4 separate regions of the Homo sapiens genome follow, and all the other regions are linked to region 2. The links are chromatin contacts, found by Hi-C or POLR2A ChIA-PET in ENCODE. All regions are on one chromosome and are shown on one strand. The core of a region is the stretch at or near the end of the contact, and the rest is flanking DNA. Distances in the headings are between cores, read along the strand shown.

Region 1 (5,288 bases), core at 2,789-5,288, 550 kb before region 2:
GGCTGAGGCAGGAGAATGGCGTGAACCCGGGAGACAGAGTTCGCAGTGCACTAGCCGCGATCGTGCCACTGCACTTCAGGCTGGGCGACAGAGCGAGACTCAGTCTCAAAAAAAAAAGAAAAAAAAGAAACACACTTCCCTACTCGTTAGGGAAATTAATCTTCGTCTCTTTTTCTCAAATTACACAATTGGAAATTAATTTAGATATTCTGGAGCTCCTCCAGCTGGTGGGCCAACTAAGAGAAAACAGGAAGTGGGAGATTCTAGCTTAGCTGGACCATATCCAGGTCTCCATAAGGAACTCTCTTTGGCTGGCATGTAAAAAAATTCTTTCAGCAAGAGCATTAATCTTGAACGTGTGTAAACACGAAAGCTATGGTTAACCCTACCTGCTCCTTAGGTCTACAGCCAGTAGAGTCAGATAGCTGGGTCCTAGGCCTTCAGCTTTCATAATTGACATTATTGTTAAGTCCATGTGACTGACTCACCTTGTCTTGGCACAAGTTAGCTTTTCCTCCACATCGATTTTTTTTTCTTTCAGCCTCAACAAAATCCCTTTAATGAAACAAACCTGGCAACCCGAACTTTGGTTACTGTCTCCACCAGAGGCCTGTACAAGCCAAGTTATCCAAGCTGAGGCCGGGAGTGGTGGCTCATGCCTGTAATCCCAGCACTTTGGGAGGCCAAGGCAGGAGGATCGCTTGAGCTCAGGAGTTCAAGACCAGCCTGGGCTGGTCTTTGAGAAAGCGAGACTTTGTCTCGAAAAAAAAAAAAAAAGTGTGGCCTGAAAGTTGAGTGTTTGACAAAAAGGAGAAACAGTGCCTTTCCAAAACCAAAGGTCCCTAACCAAGATCTCTTTAACGGGGTCTCGAAAAAAGGAGAATGGGATGAGAAGGATATATGGGTAGTGTCATTTTTTAACTTGCAGATTTCATCCTAGTCTTCCAGTTATCGTTTCCTAGCACTCCATGTTCCCAAGATAGTGTCACCACCCCAAGGACTCTCTCTCATTTTCTTTGCCTGGGCCCTCTTTCTACTGAGGAGTCGTGGCCTTCCATCAGTAGAAGCCGGATGTTCTTGTGTCCGAAATTGGTGGGTTCTTGGTCTCACTGACTTCAAGAATGAAGTTGCGGACCCTCACGGTGAGTGGTACAGTTCTTAAAGATGATGTGTCCAGAGTTTGTTCCTTCTGATGTTCGGACGTGTTCAGAGTTACCTCCTTCTGGTGGATTCGTGGTCTCGCTGGCTTCAGGAGTGAAGCTGCAGACCTTTGCGGTGAGTGTTACAGCTCTTAAGGCGGCATGTCTGGAGTTTGTTCGTTCCTCCCGTCTGGAGTTGTTCATTCCTCCTGGTGGGTTCGTGGTCTCGCTGGCTTCAGGAGTGAAGCTGCAGACCTCTGCGGTCGGTGTTACCAGCAGATAAATGCTATGCGGACCCAAAGAGTGAGCAGCAGCAAGATTTATTGCAAAGAGCACAAGAACAAAGCTTCCACAGCGTGGAAGGAGACCAGAGCGGGTTGCTGCTGCTGGCTCAGGCAGCCTGCATTTTTTTTTTTTTTTTTTTTTTTTTTTGAGATGGAGTCTCCCTCTGTCACCCAGGCTGGAATGCAGTGGTGCAATCTGGGCTCACTGCAAGCTCCGCCTCCCGGGTTCACGCCATTCTCCTGCCTCAACCTCCCCAGTAGAGGGGATTACAGGCACCCACCACCGCACCCAGCTAATATTTTGTCTTTTTAGTAGAGTCGGGGTTTCACTGTGTTAGCCAGGATGGTCTCGATCTCTTGACCTCGTGATCCACCCCTCTAGGCCTCCCAAATTGCTGGGATTACAGGTGTGAGCCACTGGCACCCAGCGGGGCAGCCTGCTTTTATTCCCTTATCTGACCCCACCCACATCCTGTTGATTGGTCCATTTTACAGAGAGCTAATTGGTCCGTTTTGACAGGGTGCTGATTGGTGCATTTACAATCCCTGAGCTAGATATACACAGAGTGCTGATTGGTGCATTTACAATCCTCTAGCTAGACATAAAAATTCTCCAAGTCCCCACTACATTTGCTAGACACAGAGCACTGATTGGTGCGTTTACAAACCTTTAGCTAGACACAGAGTGCTGATTGGTGCATTTGCAAACCTTGAGCTAGACACAGAGCACTGATTGGTGCATTTACAATCCTTTAGCTAGACACAGAAGTTCTCCAAGTGCCCACCAGATTAGCTAGATACAGAGTGCTGATTGGTGCATCCCCAAACCCCAAGCTAGACACAGAGTGCTGACTGGTGCATATAAAATCCTCAGGCTAGACATAAAAGTTTTCCAAGTCCCCATCTGACTCAGGAGCCCAGCTGGCTTCACCTAGTGGATCCTGCGCAGGGCTGTGCCGGGCGCCTGCACTCCTCTCAGCCCTTGGGCAGTCGATGGGACCGGGCGCTGAGGAGCAGGGGGCGGTGCCCGTCGGGGAGGCTCAGGCCACGCTGGAGCTCACAGGGGTTGGGAGGGGGCTCGGGCATGGCGGGCTGCAGGTCCTGAGCCTTGCCCTGTGCAGGGCGGCTGGGGCCCGGTGAGAATTCAAGCGGGGTGCAGGCGGGCCGGCAGTGCTGGGGGACCCGGCGCACCCTCTGCAGCTGCTGGCCCGGGTGCTAGGCCCCTGACTGCCCGGGGCCGGGGGTGCGGGGCCCGCTGAGCCCGCGCCCACCTGGAACTCGCGCTGGCTGGCGAGCGCTGCGCGCAGCCCCAGTTCCCACACCCGCCTCTCCCTCCACACTTCCCCGCAAGCAGAGGGAGCCGGCTCTGGCTTCGGCCAGCCCAGAGAGGGGCCCCCACAGCGCAGTGGCGGGCTGAAGGGCTCCTCCAGCACGGCCAGAATGGACGCCAAGGCCGAGGAGGCGCCGAGAGCGAGCGAGGGCTGCTAGCACGTTGTCACCTCGCATTCTGAACCACAGACTCTCCAACTCTCCGGCGCTTTTCGCCCACTCGGTCCCTCAGAACACGAAGGGCTCTCTCATCCTGTCACTAAAACGATTAGCTGTCCGGAGACACGGAAAAAGTCGCCCCTCTTCTTTGCAGGATTCCTCCCTTGAACTTCTCCAAACCCTCTTAGTGTGACGTGACCCCACCCCTAGCTAACCCAGGCTGCTTCCTTACCAGCTTCCCGCCCCCTGGGGAGGCGGCAATGCAAAGACCGTCCGCTGCCAGCTCTGCCGCTATCTCTGTGGGGTGAATCTAACATGGCGGACAAAGACAGTAACTAGTCCCGTTTCTCCGCGTTTTCGCCAAGAAGATTGGCTCTTACCACTTGTCCCTCAAAACGACCACCCCATTGACTGGTGGCGATTGCGTCGACGGAGACGGGGCAAAAGCAAGCTGAACCCGAAAAATAACAAACACTGGGGCTGAGGGGTGGAACTACGAGTGCGCAGACATGGGCCAGAGCGCATTTCCCCTGCCCCAGGCAAATTCGGCGCTCACTGCGTCCCCGCAGGCCACTGACCTTACAAGACTACTTGCCCCAGACTCCTGGGGCTGGATGGGAATTGTAGTCTCCCTAAAGAGTTGTACGTATCTTTTTAAGGCCTAGTTTCTGCTTTCAAAATACGAAAACATAACACTCCAGTCCATAACTGTTGACAAGTACAAGCGCGCACAGGTCTCCAATCTATCCACTGGATTTCCGTGAGAATTGTGCCCGCTCTGGTATTGGATGTTCCTCTCCATAAGACTACAGTTTCTAAGGAACACTGTGGCGAAGACCTTTCATTCCGCAACGCATGCTGGAAATAATTATTTCCCTCCACCCCCCCAACAATCCTTATTACTTATATTTACCGAAACTGGAGACCTCCATTAGGGCGGAAAGAGTGGGGGATTGGGACCTCTTCTTACGACTGCTTTGGACAATAGGTAGCGATTCTGACCTTCGTACAGCAATTACTGTGATGCAATAAGCCGCAACTGGAAGAGTAGAGGCTAGAGGGCAGGCACTTTATGGCAAACTCAGGTAGAATTCTTCCTCTTCCGTCTCTTTCCTTTTACGTCATCCGGGGGCAGACTGGGTGGCCAATCCAGAGCCCCGAGAGACGCTTGGCTCTTTCTGTCCCTCCCATCCTCTGATTGTACCTTGATTTCGTATTCTGAGAGGCTGCTGCTTAGCGGTAGCCCCTTGGTTTCCGTGGCAACGGAAAAGCGCGGGAATTACAGATAAATTAAAACTGCGACTGCGCGGCGTGAGCTCGCTGAGACTTCCTGGACGGGGGACAGGCTGTGGGGTTTCTCAGATAACTGGGCCCCTGCGCTCAGGAGGCCTTCACCCTCTGCTCTGGGTAAAGGTAGTAGAGTCCCGGGAAAGGGACAGGGGGCCCAAGTGATGCTCTGGGGTACTGGCGTGGGAGAGTGGATTTCCGAAGCTGACAGATGGGTATTCTTTGACGGGGGGTAGGGGCGGAACCTGAGAGGCGTAAGGCGTTGTGAACCCTGGGGAGGGGGGCAGTTTGTAGGTCGCGAGGGAAGCGCTGAGGATCAGGAAGGGGGCACTGAGTGTCCGTGGGGGAATCCTCGTGATAGGAACTGGAATATGCCTTGAGGGGGACACTATGTCTTTAAAAACGTCGGCTGGTCATGAGGTCAGGAGTTCCAGACCAGCCTGACCAACGTGGTGAAACTCCGTCTCTACTAAAAATACAAAAATTAGCCGGGCGTGGTGCCGCTCCAGCTACTCAGGAGGCTGAGGCAGGAGAATCGCTAGAACCCGGGAGGCGGAGGTTGCAGTGAGCCGAGATCGCGCCATTGCACTCCAGCCTGGGCGACAGAGCGAGACTGTCTCAAAACAAAACAAAACAAAACAAAACAAAAAACACCGGCTGGTATGTATGAGAGGATGGGACCTTGTGGAAGAAGAGGTGCCAGGAATATGTCTGGGAAGGGGAGGAGACAGGATTTTGTGGGAGGGAGAACTTAAGAACTGGATCCATTTGCGCCATTGAGAAAGCGCAAGAGGGAAGTAGAGGAGCGTCAGTAGTAACAGATGCTGCCGGCAGGGATGTGCTTGAGGAGGATCCAGAGATGAGAGCAGGTCACTGGGAAAGGTTAGGGGCGGGGAGGCCTTGATTGGTGTTGGTTTGGTCGTTGTTGATTTTGGTTTTATGCAAGAAAAAGAAAACAACCAGAAACATTGGAGAAAGCTAAGGCTACCACCACCTACCCGGTCAGTCACTCCTCTGTAGCTTTCTCTTTCTTGGAGAAAGGAAAAGACCCAAGGGGTTGGCAGCAATATGTGAAAAAATTCAGAATTTA
Region 2 (5,053 bases), core at 542-3,041:
AACAATCTTTAAGAGACTGATGCTGAATGGTGTCCTACCCTTGATAGGTCTTCTCTTGTAAATCTGAGTTCTGATTAATTTGAAGTGATAGCCTTAAAAGAGGAAGCCCAGGTATGAGGGACCCACCAGCCCACCCCTATTTTTACTTCGTGATGGCCAGAACATCACCATAGTATGAGGCTACTTTCCTTCTTGTGAGAGCCCCACCATCAGTATAACTGGCACTCTTGGCTAGTATTTAGCCTGTATTTCCTTCATTTCTAATTTCTTTTTTTTTCCTGAGACGGAGTCTTGGTCTGTCGCCCAGGCTGGAGTGCAGTGGTGCGATCTCTCACTGCAAGCTCCGCCTCCCGGGTTCACGCCATTCTCCTGCCTCAGCCTCCTGAGTAGCTTGGACTACAGGCGCCCACCAGCACGCCTGGCTAATTTTTTGTATTTTTAGTAGAGATGGGGTTTCACAGTGTTAGCCAGGATGGTCTCGATCTCCTGACCTCGTGATCCGCCCGCCCTGGCCTCCCAAAGTGCTGGGATTGCAGGCGTGAGCCACCGCGCTCGGCCCTTTCATTTCTAATTCTTAATATTGTCTCCTAAACGTGCAGAGACAAGCACACGTTTTAAAGGCTAAGGAGGTTGTAGGTAGCAGAAGGCTTTAAAAAGTAGCACCTTACTCCTTCACTGGATGGTCTGAGCTGCAGGGACAGCTGCTCTTTGGCCTTCAGCTCACCTCAGAAACTAGAAATATTTATTTCAGGCTCTGTCCCATTGGCCACTGTGGTCAGGGGTGGAAAGCACCTGCCAGGTGTTGCCCTGAGATTGTCTGGGCTAACAAACTTTTCCACAAGCTTTGTGGTTGAACAGTAGCCCCCTCCTAACCCTATCGTTCCTTGGCGTCCAAACTACAGTAGGTGTCGAGTGCCCCCTGGGTGCGAAGCTCGGTATTAGGCAAATAAGGGTGGTTGCTCTCCAAGGCGCTTAGCTGTCCCCCCTTCCCACTTTTTTTTTTTTTGTTCGAGACTGCGTCTCGCTCTGTCGCCAGGATGGGGTGCAGTGGCGCGCTCATAGTGGCTCACTGCAGCCTCGATGTCCGGGGCTCTGGTGACCCTCCCACCTCAGCCTCCAGAGTAGCTGGGACCACAGAAGCGCGCCACCACTCTTAATTTTTTGTACTTTATTTGCAGAGATGGGGTTTCATATTGCCCAGACTGGTTTCGAATTCCTGGGCTCAAACGATCCGCCCGCCTCAGCCTCCCAAAGTGATAGAATTGCAGGGGTGACATGCCACTGCGCCCGACCAAGGCGCTTAGCTTTCTATTAAGTTTTCACAACCACTTTCCTACCACTATCTACTGTTCCTATTTTACAAATGACAAAACTAACCGACAAAAGAGCACTGGACCGTGGGACCAGAGCACGTCCCTGTGGGGTAACCTTGAGCTGGTCGCTTGCCCAGGGCGGCAGCGGATGTCTGAAGCGTCTTCCAATCCCAACATTAGACTTAATTCAAGGTCACCAGTGCTCAGCTGCGGCTGGAACTGGGTCTCGAAACTTGAAGGCCTTCTCTGCTACAGCCTTCGTTCCCGGGAGCAGAAAGAGGAAGTTTCTTAGCCGTGGGCACGCCGGCGCCTTCGCAGAGGCCCATGGCTTGAGGTCCGGCCCGAATGCGCAAGTTCCGACCTGAAATGAACTATGGAGTCCGGGAGGGGTCGCTTTGCTCCTCCGGAAGGCTTCCCCTTCAGCCAATCACCGTTCGAGGCCCGCCCCCGTCGCCGGAAGGAGCCGTCGCCCCGAGCAACTACAACGTCCGGCTTTCTGAGTTGGGTGGCGGGAAAGGCGATGAGTAAAGGCCGGGCAGAAGCTGCGGCGGGAGGTAACGGCGCCGTGGGCGCGGGGAAGACCCGGGAGGGCAGTGGGTGAGGAGGTCGGTTGAGTGGCCCCCTCCCCTGCCTTTCTCTCCGTAGCCGCCGGGATCCTCCTGAGGTACCTGCAGGAGCAGAACCGGCCCTACAGCTCCCAGGATGTGTTCGGGAACCTACAGCGGGAACACGGACTGGGCAAGGCGGTGAGGACCTTCTCCCGGGATTCCCTCTCCGTCGGACTCCCTGGATTCAGGCTGGGGTCGTGCCCTTTGGAGCCTTGGGCGTTTTCCACATCACTGGCTGGATTTCCCCAGACCCAGGCTCAGACTCCTCTGATTGCTCCTTCTCTCTCCTCTGCCAGGTGGTGGTGAAGACGCTGGAGCAGCTGGCGCAACAAGGCAAGATCAAAGAGAAGATGTACGGCAAGCAGAAGATCTATTTTGCGGATCAGGTGAGGAGAACTTGCGCCGATTGTCACCCATGAGAGCCCGACAACGGGTGAATCTACTCCTGGTGTGAACTCTTTGGGGACAAGGCCCCCCATGGAAAACTCACCTGTCTTAGGCCACCATCCTTAAATCAAGGTGTGTACTCCTCTTGTTAGGATCCCAACTTCACGAGGTTTCCAGATTTACAATATGATGGATGACAGAAGATTCTGTATTGTTGCTACCAAGATCCATTTCCGCTCCAAAGCTCTTATTCCTTATCATCTACATTAGCAACACCCTCTGCCAAATGATGTTCCTCCTGCCTCCATCCGATTCTCTAAACACACATATCAAATTTATATTCTCCAGCCCAGACCTCCAGCTGGAATCTGTCAGGCATTAATATCAGAGTCAAAATTGCCACAGTAGAATGCCTCATCTTCCCCCCACCCCGGACTGGTTTCTTTCTAACATTCTCCTCCCCTAATGGAATTACTCTTCACCCAAACCAGAAATTGGGAGCAATTCTTGACTTCCTTTACTAGTCAACCATCAAGTCCAGCTGATTTTTCCGTTTTTATTTATTTTTTTAATTTTTATAGAGATGGGTCTTACTGTGCTGCCCAGGTTGGTCCCAACTCCTGGGCTCAAGTGATCCTCCTGTCTTGGCCTCCCAAAGTGCTGGGAGGACAGGCGTGAACCACAGAGCCTGGCTAATTTTTCCATTCTTGAATCCACTCTCCTTTCCATCTGCCATGGTTGCTCTAGTTCACGCCCTCTTTATTTGTTGCAGTATCCTCCTAACAGATCTTGGCTCTTCAAACATATCTTAAACTCTTAAACATTGCAGTCAGAATGATCTGTCTAAATAGATCTGGTCATGCACCTTCCCTATTTAAAACTCTTCAATGGCTCTCTAGTGCTGCAAAAAACATGTAAAAGGCACCGGAAGACGCCCCAGCCAGCCTCTGGCCTCACCAATCCTCATTATTTTTCTATCCACGAACACTAGATAATTCTGGTGTGTTTTACTGCTCTGTCCTTTGCATGTTGTCTTCCCTGTACCTGCTTCTCTTCCTGGCCAGCTCTTTCTTTCCTTGAGGATTTCACTTAGACATCACCTTTTCCAGAAATCTTCCTTGAATGCTCCGAGCTAATTGTTTCTTTTTCAGGCCCTTATCTCTTTTTGTTATTGTTGTTGTTGTTGTTGTTGAGACGGAGTCTCGCTCTGTCACCCAGGCTGGAGTGCAGTGGCACAATCTCGGCTCACTATAAGCTCCACCTCCTGGGTTCACGCCATTCCCCCGCCTCAGCCTCCCAGAGTAGCTGGGACTACAGGCACCCGCCACGAAGCCTAATTTTTTTTTTTTTTTTTTTTTGGTATTTTTAGTAGAGATGGGGTTTCATCGTGTTAGCCAGGATGGTCTTGATCTCCTGACCTCGTGATCCACCCGCCTCGGCCTCCCAAAGTGCTGGGATTACAGGCATGAGCCACTGTGCCCAGCCTGGCCCTTACCTCTTTTGAGGCATGCTGTATTACAATTTTTACTTGTCTCCTTTATTCAACTGAAGTTCCTCTAGGGCAGACCCCATTTCTCAATTCATTTTTATCTGATCAGCACCTCCGCAGTATCTAACATCCAGCAGATATTACTCGTTAAACTGAACCAAACCACTTTTAAGGCTGACTTTCCTAAAACAGGCTGCATTGTGTTACTCATCTAAAGATAATTCTCTAAAGGAGGGTTTGGCAAACTTTTTCTGCAAATGGCCAGACAGTATTTTTAGGATTTGTGGGCCATATGTATCTCTTGTCATGGCTGGCTGTACAACTGCCACAACTACTCACCTCTGCCACTGTAGAACAGAAGCAGCTGTAGACTATGTAAATGAACGGGTGGGGCTGTTTCAATAAAATTTTGTTTTCAAAAACATGCATCTGGCAGGATTTGGCTTGCTGGCCATAGTTTGCTGGCCTCTGCCCTATAGGTTCACCTTGCCCAAGTGTAGAGTCCAGACTGCACTGGCTGGCATACTTTTTCAACCTGCTCCCCATCACCAACTGATGTGACCTCCCCCACCCCCACACTGATCCCCAGTGCAGTTCTTTTCTAGCAATGGCCCCTCATGAGAGAAGCTCCTCAGACTTACTGGAATCCCTTATCTACATGGATCCCAAGACCCAGCATAGTGGCTCATGCATGTAATCCCAGCACTTTGGGAGGCTGAGGCGGATGGATCACTTGAGCCCAGGAGTTTGAGACCAGCCTGGGCAACGTGGTGAAACCCCTTCTCTACTAAAAATACAAAAATTAGCTGCGCTTGGTGGTGCGCGCCTGTAATCCCAGCTACTTAGGAGGCTGAGGCATGAGAATCGCTTGAAGCCAGGAGGCGGAGGTTGCAGTCAGCCAAGATTGCACCACTGCACTCTGGCCTGGGTGACAGAGAAAGAAAGAGAGGAAAAGAGGGAAGGGAGGGAGAAAGAGAGAGAAAGAGAGAGGGAAAGGGAGGGGGAAGGAGGGAGGGAGGGAGGAAAAAGGAAGGAAGGAAGGAGGGAGAGAGGAAGGTGGAAAGAAGGATGGGAAGAAAGGACAGGAAGGAAGAAGAAAAGAAGTCCATCCATCCCATCCATCATGCTTCTTCACCTGTCCAGTTTCTATCTATTATGGAAACCCATGATCTAGGTTTCCCCACCGTGGGAACAATGTTACTTAACTGCTTCAGCCCAGGTAGTGGTTTTATCACTAAATGGGAAGATTTCTGTCC
Region 3 (5,119 bases), core at 581-3,080, 650 kb after region 2:
TGCCACTTGCTAGTTTAGCGACCTTGGGCATGTTGCTCAACTTCTGTATATTTCCTAATCTATAAAATTGAGTATGCACTGGGTGGGGTGGTTCACGCCTGTAATCCCAGCACTTTGGGAGGCTGAGGTGGGGGGGGATCACCTGAGGTGGGGAGTTCGAGATCAACCTGACCAACATGGAGAAACCCCGTCTCTACTAAAAATACAAAATTAGCCGAGCATGGTGGTGCATGCCTGGGATCCCAGCTACTCGGGAGGCTGAGGCAGGAGAATCGCTTGAACCTGGGAGGTGGAGGTTGGGGTGAGCCGAGATTGCGCCACTGCACTCCAGCCTGGGCAAGAAGAGCAAAACTCCATCTTAACAACAACAAAAATCCAGTCTGCTTAGCAGTGTGCCTGAGGCTGAGGCAGGAGAATCACTTGAATCCAGGAGGTGGAGGTTGCAGTGAGCCAAGATCGCACCATTGCACTCCAGCCTGGAGACAGAGCAAGACTACGTCTCCAAAACAACAACAACAACAACAACAACAACAACAAAAACCATCACCCAATCCCCTTAGGGTGGGATGATGCAATTTATACTAGGGTTACTATAATAATGTTGCTGGTTGGTGCAGCAGCTCACCTCAGTAATCCCAGCACTTTGGGGGGCCGAGGCAGGTGTATCACTTGAGGTCAGGAGTTCGACACCAGCCTGGCCAACATGGTGAAACCCTGTCTCTACTAAGAATACAAAAATTAGCCAGGCGTGGTGGGACATGCCTGTAATCCCAACTACTCCCTAGGCTGAGGCAGGAAAATCGCTTGAACCTGGGGAGGCGGAAGTTGCAGTGAGCTGAGATCTTGCCACTGCACTCCAGCCTGGGCAACATAGCAAAACTTTGTCTCAAAATTGATAATAATAATCATATGTTGCTTACTGGCCACCTTTTATAAGCAACGGTGTGCTGGGGACATTGAGGCTTCTGCATGCAACCTCCCATCCAATCTGCCAGCAAATGATGGGAAGGTAAGGCTGCTCTGTGGAAGGAGGCCGGTTAATCATGAAACATTTAAGTAAAAGTGGAGGAAAAGGTCACTGTTAACGCAGAGAATGGAGATTGCAAGTGGGAACTGGTAGAAAATGGCCAACCACAGGGCTTATCTGTGACAGCAGTGTGTCCATCAAAAATCAGTGAATAATAGAAACAACAGGGTCCTCCAGGCATCATCAAGACCTCAGTGTTATCTGCAATCAAAAGGTGAGGGCAGGGGGCAGGCGCAGTGGCTCACGCCTGTAATCCCAGCACTTTGGGAGGCCGAAGCGGGTGGATCACGAGGTCAGGAGTTCGAGACCAGCCTGGCCAACACAGTGAAACCCCCATCTCTACTAAAAAGACAAAATAATTAGCCGGGCATGGTGGCACGCGCCTGTAGTCCCAGCTACTTGGGAGGTGGAGGCAGGAGAATCACTTGAACCCGGGAGGCGGAGGTTGCGGCGAGCCGAGATCGTGCCATTGCACTCCAGCCTAGGCAACAAGAGCGAAACTCCGTCACAAAAAAAAAAAAAAAAAAAAAAAAAAAAAGTGACGGGTGATGGGGTGATGGATAGGTTGAGAGCTCGACTCACGTTGCTGAAGCTCTGCGCGGCTTTAGAAAATTCCCCGCACAGGTAGAGCCGCTCGCCTTCGGCCATATAAGAGGGAAAGGTGCTTCGCAAGGTCTCGCCTTCGGGGTCCGACATGGTGACCGGATTTAGAGACGCTAAAGCAGAGACAATCAAAGAAAAGCTGGAGAACCTCTATCTGGTTTGTGGAAGCTCCGTTTCTTAGCAACCATGAGATGTACAGCGACTTCCGGTTCCGCCCCCGTCTGGCAAGGGCCCGGATTCTGGGTACAACCTGCCGGCGTGCGCTTGCGCCAGTTCTGCCGCGCACTGGGCCAGGGAGTGATGATTGCGTGGCTGACGGCTGGGCTGGTTAGTGTTTGCTGTTGCACGCTCTGGCGGTTCTCTCTGGAGTTGCTGCCTGAAAAGGCTCCCTTGTAAGACAGCCAAGAAAACAGGAAGAGGGTTGGAGGCAAAGTTCCGAATAGGGATGAGGCATACGTGGTAAGGATATGTGCACGGCGTACCGCCATTAGGGGGAGAGAGCACTGGGCTTGGAGTCAGCAGACTTGGGCTGACTTCGCTCCTGTCACTTCCTAACTGCGTGACCTCTCGCGGGGCATGTAAGGGCTCCCAGCCTCGAATGTTCCACCTGCCAAATAAATATGAAAATAATGGAACACTCAGGGATGCGAGGATTTGCATAAGAAAACATGGAAAATAACGTTGGGTTCAACATAATTTAACGCAGTTATTTGAGCAGCTACTAGTAGCGGGCCTTGACCAAGGCATATTCTGACGTCCTTCCCCATTCCCTCACCATCACCACTCCTCCAAAAGTGGACTAGGTGCTTCTTCTGGGCTCCAACGATACCCTAAGTAGCTTGCTTAACTGCCTTTACTACGTTACTTCCAAAACGTCCTAATGTCATTGTTAAAGTTTAAATAGTAAAAAGATGTCTTTAACTACAAATGCACACACACACACACACACACGGCATACATGTAAAACTGGGGATATTTGAGTAAGATCAGTGGATTGTATCAGTGTCAATTTTCTGGTTGTGTTATTGTACTAAAGTTTTTAAGGATGTTACCATTGGGAGAAACTGGGAAAAGGGTACATGGGATCTCTTTTGTATTTATTTCTTATGAACTGCATATGAATCTATGATTATCTCAAAAGGTTTAATTCAAAATATAAGAAATAATATGGTCCCTGCTTGAAGGAGTTTTATCTAATAGGGGAGAAAGATGTATAAACAAGTAACGGCCACTTAAGTGATATTAACTAGTAATTAAAAGTTCTGTGTGCCTGTGAGGGAGATGAGGACAAAGTGGTGTGAAACCCAGGCAAATGAATGATTCAGCCAGGGTCTGGGATGGGTTAGAGACATGTTCATAGAGGGGTAATATTTGAGCTGAGGGTGAGTATGGTGGAGCCCAGTAGACGTAAGTAGAGAATGAGAGCTAGGTGTGGTGGCTCATGCCTGTAATCCCAGTACTTTGGAGACTGAGGTGGGAGGATCGCTTGAGCTCAGGAGTTCGAGACCAGTCTGGGCAACATGGCGAAGCCCTGTCTCTACCACAAATACAAAAGTGAGCTGGGTGTGGTGGCGTGTGCCTGTAGTCCCAGCTACTCAGGAAGCTGAGGCAGGAGGATCACTTGAGCGTGGGAGGTCGAGGCTGCAGTGAGCCATGTTTGGGCCACTGCATTGTAGCCTGTGTAACAAAGCAAGACCCTGTCTCAAAAAAAAAAAAAAAAAAGGAAATAACATGTGCAAAGGCTGGAGGTGTGTACATTCACAGGGTGTTTAAGGAGCAGCAACAGGTTTAAGGACCTGCAGTGAAACTGGTCCTGTTCTAAGTTAAGGTGGGCTCATTGATGAGTTGAGGACTGTTGCTGGAGCAACCAGGATTAATCAGAAAAAAACCTCCTGCAAGGAAGAGATCTACAGATTCAGTGCAGTTCCAATCAGAACTCCAGCAGCTTTTTTTTTTTTTTTTTTATGGTGGAGTCTCACTCTGTCACTCAGGCTGGAGTGCAGTGATGTGATCTCGGCTCACTGCAATCTCCGCCTCCCGGTTTCAAGCTAGTCTCCTGCCTTAGCCTCCTGAGTAGCTGGGATTACAGGTGCACACCACCATGCCCAGCTAATTTTTTGTATTTTTAGTAGAGATGAGGTTTCACCATGTTGGCCAGGCTGGTCTTGAACTCCTGACCTCAGGTGATCTGCCCGCCTCAGCCTCTCAAAGTGCTGGGATTACAGGCATGAGCCACTGTGCCTGGCCCCAGCAGCCTTTTTTTTTTTTCAGTAATTAACAAGCTGATTTTAAGATTTATGTGGAAATGCAAAAGACCTAAAATAGCCAAAACCATTTTGAAAAAGAAGAACAAAAGAGAACTTAAATTCTGTGATTTCAAGACTTATTTTAAAGCTACGGTAATGGTATTAGCATAAATATGTAAATATATATGGATTAATGGAACAGAAATAGATCCACACATATATGATCAATTGATGTTCAATGAAGTTGCCAAAGAGATTCAATGGAGAAAGGATACTCTTTTCCACAAATGTGTGCTGAAGCAATTGGATAGCCATATGGAAAGACAAAATCCAAAATAAAAAACCTTGATCCTTACCTCACACTATATACAAAAATCAACTGGAAATATTTTAATGTAAATATGTATTTAATTAATTTTTATTTTTATTTTTTGAGAGAGAGTTGGCCTTGTCCACCAGGCTGGAGTGCAGTAGTGAGATCTTGACTCACTGCAACCTCTGCTTTCTGGGCTCAGGCCACCCTCCCACCTCAGCCTCCTGAGTAGCTGGGACTACAGACACGCACCACCACACCCAGCTGATTTTTGTGTTGTTTTGGTAGAGACAGGGTTTTGCCATGTTGCCCAGGCTGGTTTTGAACTCCTGAACTCAAGCAATCCTCCCACCGCGGCCTCTCAAAGTGCCAGGCTTACAGATGTGAGCCACCATGCCTGTCTAAATATAAATATTGAGTTTTTTTTTTTTTGAGATGGAGTCTCACTCTGTCACCCAGGCTGGAGTGCAGTGGCGTGATCTCAGCTCACTGCCACCTCTGCCTCCCAGGTTCAAGTGATTCTTCTGCCTCCGCCTCCCAAGTAGCAGGGACTACAGGTGTGCACCACCATGCCCGGCTAATTTTCATATTTTTGGTAGAGACAGGGTTTCACTGTGTTAGCCAGGCTAATCTCGAACTTCTGACCTCAGGTAATCCACCCACCTTAGCCTCCCAAAGTGCTGTGATTACAGGCATGAGCCACTGCGCCTAGTCTAAACCTTGATCCTTACCTCATACCATATACAAAAATTAACTAGAAATATTTAAATGTGGCCGGGTGTGGTAGCTCACACCTGTAATCCCAGCACTTTGGGAGGCCCAGGCGGGCAGATCAAGACCATCCTGGCTAACACGGTTGAGCTATGATCAGGCCACTGCACTCCAGCCTGAGCAACATAGTGACATCACATCTCAAATAAAATACAATTC
Region 4 (5,419 bases), core at 2,269-4,768, 590 kb before region 2:
TCAAGGCTATCCTCATTCACATATACCCCCGCATCTCCCACTTCTGCCCCAACAATGAACTGACCATAGTCAACTAATGTTTTAACCAAACTATAATAATATAATTATTTTATATTATTGTATTTATTTATTTTGAGATAGAGTCTTGTTCTGTCGTCCAGGCTCAAGTGCAGTGGCACAATCTTGGCTCACTGCAACCTCCACCTTCTGGTTTCAAGCGATTCTCTCACCTCAGCCTCCTGAGTAGCTGGGACTACAGGCGCCCGCCACCACGCCTGGCTAATTTTTTTGTATTTTTAGTAGAGACGGGGTTTCACCGTGATAGCCAGGATGGTCTCGATCTCCTGACCTCGTGATTCCACCCACCTCGGCCTCCCAAAGTGCTGGGATTACAGGCGTGAGCCACCATGCCCGGACTATTTTTTAAAATATTTTTATGGGAAAATTTAAATCTATACAAAAGTAGAGAGAATATAATGAATCCCTATGGACCCATAAGCTAGCTTCTTTCATAATTATCAACTCAGGACCAATTTGCTGTAACCAAAGGTTTACAGCAATACCCTTTCCCTACTAGATTATTTTGACAGACATCTATGCTTTTATCCATTAAGAATTGAGTATGTACCTCTAAAAGATAAGAATTTTTTAAAAACAGTCTAGATATCATTATCATGCCTAACAAGTTAACAATTCCTTAATCAGATTTCTATTCTGATCATTATGTTTTTAATTAAGGATTTTGTTTACTGATGAATGGTTACGTTTAACTGGTTTTTATGACTTTATGAAAAAATAGCTTAGGTTGAGAGGAACAAGATATGAAAAAATAGCTTAGGTTGAGAGGAACAAGATTAAGTCCCAGGGATTTACAGCGTGGTCTGCGGGGGTGGGGGTGGGGGGCAGAGGGGAGGCGGAGGAGCACACAAACTGGGAAGACTTAGCTTCCAGACATACCTCCGGCCCATTACTAGACATAAAACTGTGAGCAGGTCAGTTCGCTTTTGAGCTTCGGTTCTTTAACCTATAAAATAGGTCTAATACGTCTGCTTTGACTATCTCACAGTGTTACCATAAGGATCAAATTAAAAATGTGTACGCAAGTTCTTTCAAAATGTCATTCAAATATAAAAAATATGATAATAAAGGCCAAGCACAGTGGCTCATGTCTGTAATTCCAGCATTTTGGGAAGCAGAGGCAGGCAGATCGTTTGAGTCGAGTTTGAGACCAGCCTAGCCAACATGGTGAAACCTCGTCCCTACTAAAAATACAAAAATTAGCTGCGTGTAGTGGCGCAGGCCTTTAATCCCAGCTACTCAGGAGGCTGAGGCAGGAGAATTGCTTGAACCTGGGAGGCAAGGTTGCAGTGAGCCAAGATCATGCCACTGCACTCTCGCCTGGGTGATAGAGCGAGACTCTGTCTCAAAAATAAAATAAAATAAAAAACTGGACGGGTGTGGTGGCTGATGCTGGTAATCTTAGCACTTTGGGAGGCTGAGGCGGAAGGATCATGAGCCTAGGAGTTCAAGACCAGCCTGGGCAACAAAGCCAGACCCTGTCTCCTTAAAAAAATTAAGTTCAATTAAACATTTTAAAAAATAATAGGGCCGGATGTGGTGGCTCACGCCTGTAATCCCAGCACTTTGGGAGGCCGAGGTGGGTGGATCACGAGGTCAGGAGATCGAGACCATCCTGGCTAACACGGTGAAACCCCGTCTCTACTAAAAATACAAAAAATTTAGCCAGGCGTGGTGGTGGGCGCCCGTAGTTCCAGCTACTCGGGAGGCTGAGGCAGGAGAATGGCGTGAACCTGGGAGGTGGAGCTTGCAGTGAGCCAAGATCGCGCCAATGCACTCCAGCCTGGGCGACAGAGCAAGACTCCATCTCAAATAAATAAATAAATAATAATAAACCAGTCTTTAGAACCATAAACCTGTACTGTTTTCCACAATGTAATGCACTGCCCTGTAAAATACTACAATTAAGACTGTCATTTAAAGGCACTTTTTTGAAACCCTAAGACAATTATCCCCCAATTTTCTCCATTCTTTGTTTCTACCAAGAACCAAGTTCACCACCAAAATAATATTAGTCTCTTAACAACAATCCTGCTGACATCTAGTATTCATTCATATGAAATGTAATTATTGGGGTCCTTAAAATTTGAGAATCTTTGTCAATTCCCCAGGACCTTAGGCAAAAAATCAAGGAAATGAAGTGACTCAGTCCGCCAAAAGTGGGTATTCTGAAATATCACTTTCCAACTTCAAGAAACACACTTCCCTACTTGTGAAGGAAATGAATCTTCCTCTCTTTTTCTCAAATTACACAATTGGAAATTTAGATACTCTGGAGCTCCTCCAGCTGGTGGGCCAACTAAGAGAAAACAGGAAGTGGGAGATTCTAGCTTGGCTGGACCATATCCAGGTCTTCATAAGGAACTCTCTTTGGCTGACATGTAAAAAAATTCTTTCAGCAGGAGCATTAATCTTAAACGTGTGTAAACACCAAAGCTATGGTTAACCCTATCTGCCCCTTAGGTCTACAGCCAGTAGAGTCAGATAGCTGGGTCTTAGGCCTTCAGCTTTCATAACTGGCATTATTGTAAGTCCATGCCACTGACTCACCTTTGCTTGGCACAAGTTAGCTTTTCCTCCACGTCGATTTTTTTTTCAGCCTCAACAAAATCCCTTTAATGAAACAGACCTGGCAACCTGAGCTTTGATTACTGTCTCCACCAGAGGCCTTTACAAGCCAAGTTATCCAGGCTTTAAAATGTGTGACCTGAGGCCGGGAGCGGTGGCTTATACCTGTAATCCCAGCACTTTGGGAGGCCAAGGCACGAGGATCGCTTGAGCTCAGCAGTTCAAGCCCAGCCTGGGTTGGTCTTTGAGAAAGCAAGACTCTGTCTCAAAAAAGTGTGGCCTGAAAGCTGAGTGTTTGACAAAAAGGAAAAACAGTGCCTTTCCAAAACCGAAGGTCCCTAACCAAGGAGATCTCTTTAAGGTCTCGAAAAAACGAGGATGGGATGAGAAGGATGTGTAAGTAGTGTCATTTTTTTACTTGCAGAGTTCATCCTAGTCTTCCAGTTTTCGTTTCCTAGCACTCCATGTTCCCAAGACAGTGTCACTACCCCGAGGGCTCTCTCATTTTCTTTGCCTAGGCCCTCATTCCACTGGGGAGTCGTGGCCTTCCATCAGTAGAAGCCGGATGTTCTGACCCACAGACTCTCCAACTCTCCGGCGCTTCTCGCCAACTCGGTCCCTCTGAACATGAAGGGCTCTCTCATCCTGTCACTAAAAAGATTAGCTGTCCCGAAACACGGAAAAAGTCGCCCCTCTTCTTTGCAGGATTCCTCCCTTGAACTTCCCCAAACCCTCTTAGCGTGACGTGACCCCACCCCTAGGTAACCGCAGCTGCTTCCTTACCAGCTTCCCGCCCCCGGGGGGCGCCTGCCGGAGGCCAATGCAAGGACCGTCCGCTACCGGCTCTGCCGCTATCCCTGTGGGGTGAATCTAACATGGCGGATAAAGACAGTAACTAGTCCCCTGTTTCTCCGAGTGTTCGCCAAGATGATTGGCTCTCACCACTTGTCCCTCAAAACGACCACGCCATTGATTGGTGGAGATTGCGTCGATGGGGCGGGGCAGAAGCAACCTGAACCCGAACAACAATAACAAACATTGAGGCTGAGGGGCGGAACTAGGAGTGCGCAGATGTGGGCCAGAGCGGATTTCCCCTTCCCCAGGCAAATTCGGCGCCCACTGCGTCCCCGCAGGCCACTGACCTTAGAGGACTACTTGCCCGAGACTCGTGGGGCTGGATGGGAATCGTAGTCTTCCTAGGAGTTGTAGGTATCTTTTTTTGGCCTAGTCTCTGCTCTCAAGATAGGAGAACATAACAACACTCCAATCCATTACTGTTGACATGTATAAGCCCGCGGAGGTCTCCAATCTATCCACTGGATTTCCGTGAGAATTGTGCCCGCTTTGGTATTGGATGTTCCTCTCCATAAGACTACAGTTTCCAAGGAACAGTGTGGCCAAGGCCTTTCGTTCCGCAATGCATGTTGGAAATAGTAGTTCTTTCCCTCCACCTCCCAACAATCCTTTTATTTACCTAAACTGGAGACCTCCATTAGGGCGGAAAGAGTGGGGTAATGGGACCTCTTCTTAAGACTGCTTTGGACACTATCTTACGCTGATATTCAGGCCTCAGGTGGCGATTCTGACCTTGGTACAGCAATTACTGTGACGTAATAAGCCGCAACTGGAAGCGTAGAGGCGAGAGGGCGGGCGCTTTACGGCGAACTCAGGTAGAATTCTTCCTTTTCCGTCTCTTTCTTTTTATGTCACCAGGGGAGGACTGGGTGGCCAACCCAGAGCCCCGAGAGATGCTAGGCTCTTTCTGTCCCGCCCTTCCTCTGACTGTGTCTTGATTTCCTATTCTGAGAGGCTATTGCTCAGCGGTTTCCGTGGCAACAGTAAAGCGTGGGAATTACAGATAAATTAAAACTGTGGAACCCCTTTCCTCGGCTGCCGCCAAGGTGTTCGGTCCTTCCGAGGAAGCTAAGGCCGCGTTGGGGTGAGACCCTCACTTCATCCGGTGAGTAGCACCGCGTCCGGCAGCCCCAGCCCCACACTCGCCCGCGCTATGGCCTCCGTCTCCCAGCTTGCCTGCATCTACTCTGCCCTCATTCTGCAGGACTATGAGGTGACCTTTACGGAGGATAAGATCAATGCCCTTATTAAAGCAGCCAGTGTAAATATTGAAACTTTTTGGCCTGGCTTGTTTGCAAAGGTCCTGGCCAACGTCAACATTGGGAGCCACATCTGCAGTGTAGAGGGGGGGAAAAAAACGTGACTGCGCGTCGTGAGCTCGCTGAGACGTTCTGGACGGGGGACAGGCCGTGGGGTTTCTCAGATAACTGGGCCCCTGGGCTCAGGAGGCCTGCACCCTCTGCTCTGGGTTAAGGTAGAAGAGCCCCGGGAAAGGGACAGGGGCCCAAGGGATGCTCCGGGGGACGGGCGGGGGAAAGTGAATTTCCGAAGCTAGGCAGATGGGTATTCTTATGCGAGGGGCGGGGGCGGAACCTGAGAGGCATAAGGCGTTGTGAACCCCCCGGGGAAGGGGGCAGTTTGTAGGTCTCGAGGGAAGCACTAAGGATCAGGTTGGGGGCACAGTGTGTCCGAGGAGGAATCCTCCTGATAGGAACTGGAATGTGCCTTGAAGGGGACACCATGTGTATAAGAACATCAGCTGGTCGCCGGGGATGGTGGCTTACGCCTGTATTCCTAGCACTTTGGGAGGCCAAGGCGGATGGATCACGAGGTCAGGAGTTCGAGACCAGCCTGACCATCGTGGTGAAACCCCGTCTCTACTAAAAATACAAAAATTAGCCGGGCGTGGTGGCGCGCG

What was found. A loop is a pair of places that touch in the nucleus more often than their neighbours do. ChIA-PET counts read pairs that join two places held with the same protein, here RNA polymerase II (POLR2A). Pooled maps may share reads with other maps.
Region 1: a loop to region 2 is called in a pooled map, with 13 times the contacts of the local background. The contact joins the promoter of NBR2 here to the promoter of PSMC3IP in region 2. A Hi-C loop is called at or near these places in 9 of 50 pooled maps. POLR2A ChIA-PET finds 5 or more read pairs at or near these places in 2 of 52 experiments (GM12878 and H1).
Region 3: a loop to region 2 is called in a pooled map, with 6 times the contacts of the local background. The contact joins the promoter of ODAD4 here to the promoter of PSMC3IP in region 2. A Hi-C loop is called at or near these places in 5 of 50 pooled maps. POLR2A ChIA-PET finds 5 or more read pairs at or near these places in 3 of 52 experiments (AG04449, activated CD4-positive, alpha-beta T cell and naive thymus-derived CD4-positive, alpha-beta T cell).
Region 4: a loop to region 2 is called in a pooled map, with 13 times the contacts of the local background. The contact joins the promoter of NBR1 here to the promoter of PSMC3IP in region 2. A Hi-C loop is called at or near these places in 2 of 37 single-sample maps with no recorded cell type and 11 of 50 pooled maps. POLR2A ChIA-PET finds 5 or more read pairs at or near these places in 1 of 52 experiments (activated CD4-positive, alpha-beta T cell).

The regions. Positions count from the first base shown.
Region 1 is chr17:43,124,307-43,129,594 of GRCh38, reverse strand. NBR2 (neighbor of BRCA1 lncRNA 2) reads right to left here and starts at 4,038. Exons shown (of 8, transcript NR_138145.1): 1 at 3,825-4,038. BRCA1 (BRCA1 DNA repair associated) reads left to right here and starts at 4,231. Exons shown (of 23, transcript NM_007294.4): 1 at 4,231-4,324. RefSeq lists enhancers at 2,039-2,852, 3,781-3,870, 4,000-4,024, 3,921-4,050, 4,157-4,179, silencers at 2,859-2,876, 4,900-4,935, cis regulatory regions at 2,901-2,930, 3,281-3,310, 3,987-3,995, 4,157-4,179 and promoters at 3,980-4,246, 2,490-4,246.
Region 2 is chr17:42,574,467-42,579,519 of GRCh38, reverse strand. PSMC3IP (PSMC3 interacting protein) reads left to right here and starts at 1,791. Exons shown (of 8, transcript NM_016556.4): 1 at 1,791-1,867; 2 at 1,959-2,059; 3 at 2,218-2,307. The coding sequence starts at 1,834. It overlaps RETREG3 (reticulophagy regulator family member 3), which reads left to right. Exons shown (of 9, transcript NM_178126.4): 9 at 1-5. RefSeq lists an enhancer at 1,440-1,529 and a silencer at 1,830-1,879.
Region 3 is chr17:41,927,328-41,932,446 of GRCh38, reverse strand. ODAD4 (outer dynein arm docking complex subunit 4) reads right to left here and starts at 1,830. Exons shown (of 12, transcript NM_031421.5): 1 at 1,610-1,830. The coding sequence starts at 1,723. It also overlaps a transcript of ACLY not described here. RefSeq lists enhancers at 1,722-1,821, 2,002-2,091, 1,804-2,707.
Region 4 is chr17:43,169,313-43,174,731 of GRCh38, reverse strand. NBR1 (NBR1 autophagy cargo receptor) reads right to left here and starts at 3,518. Exons shown (of 21, transcript NM_005899.5): 1 at 3,430-3,518. LOC101929767 (a long non-coding RNA gene) reads left to right here and starts at 4,329. Exons shown (of 2, transcript NR_110868.1): 1 at 4,329-4,606. LOC124900391 (a long non-coding RNA gene) reads left to right here and starts at 3,768. Exons shown (of 2, transcript XR_007065760.1): 1 at 3,768-4,316. It also overlaps a transcript of BRCA1 not described here and the pseudogene BRCA1P1. RefSeq lists enhancers at 3,378-3,487, 3,808-3,917, 4,168-4,217, 4,488-4,697.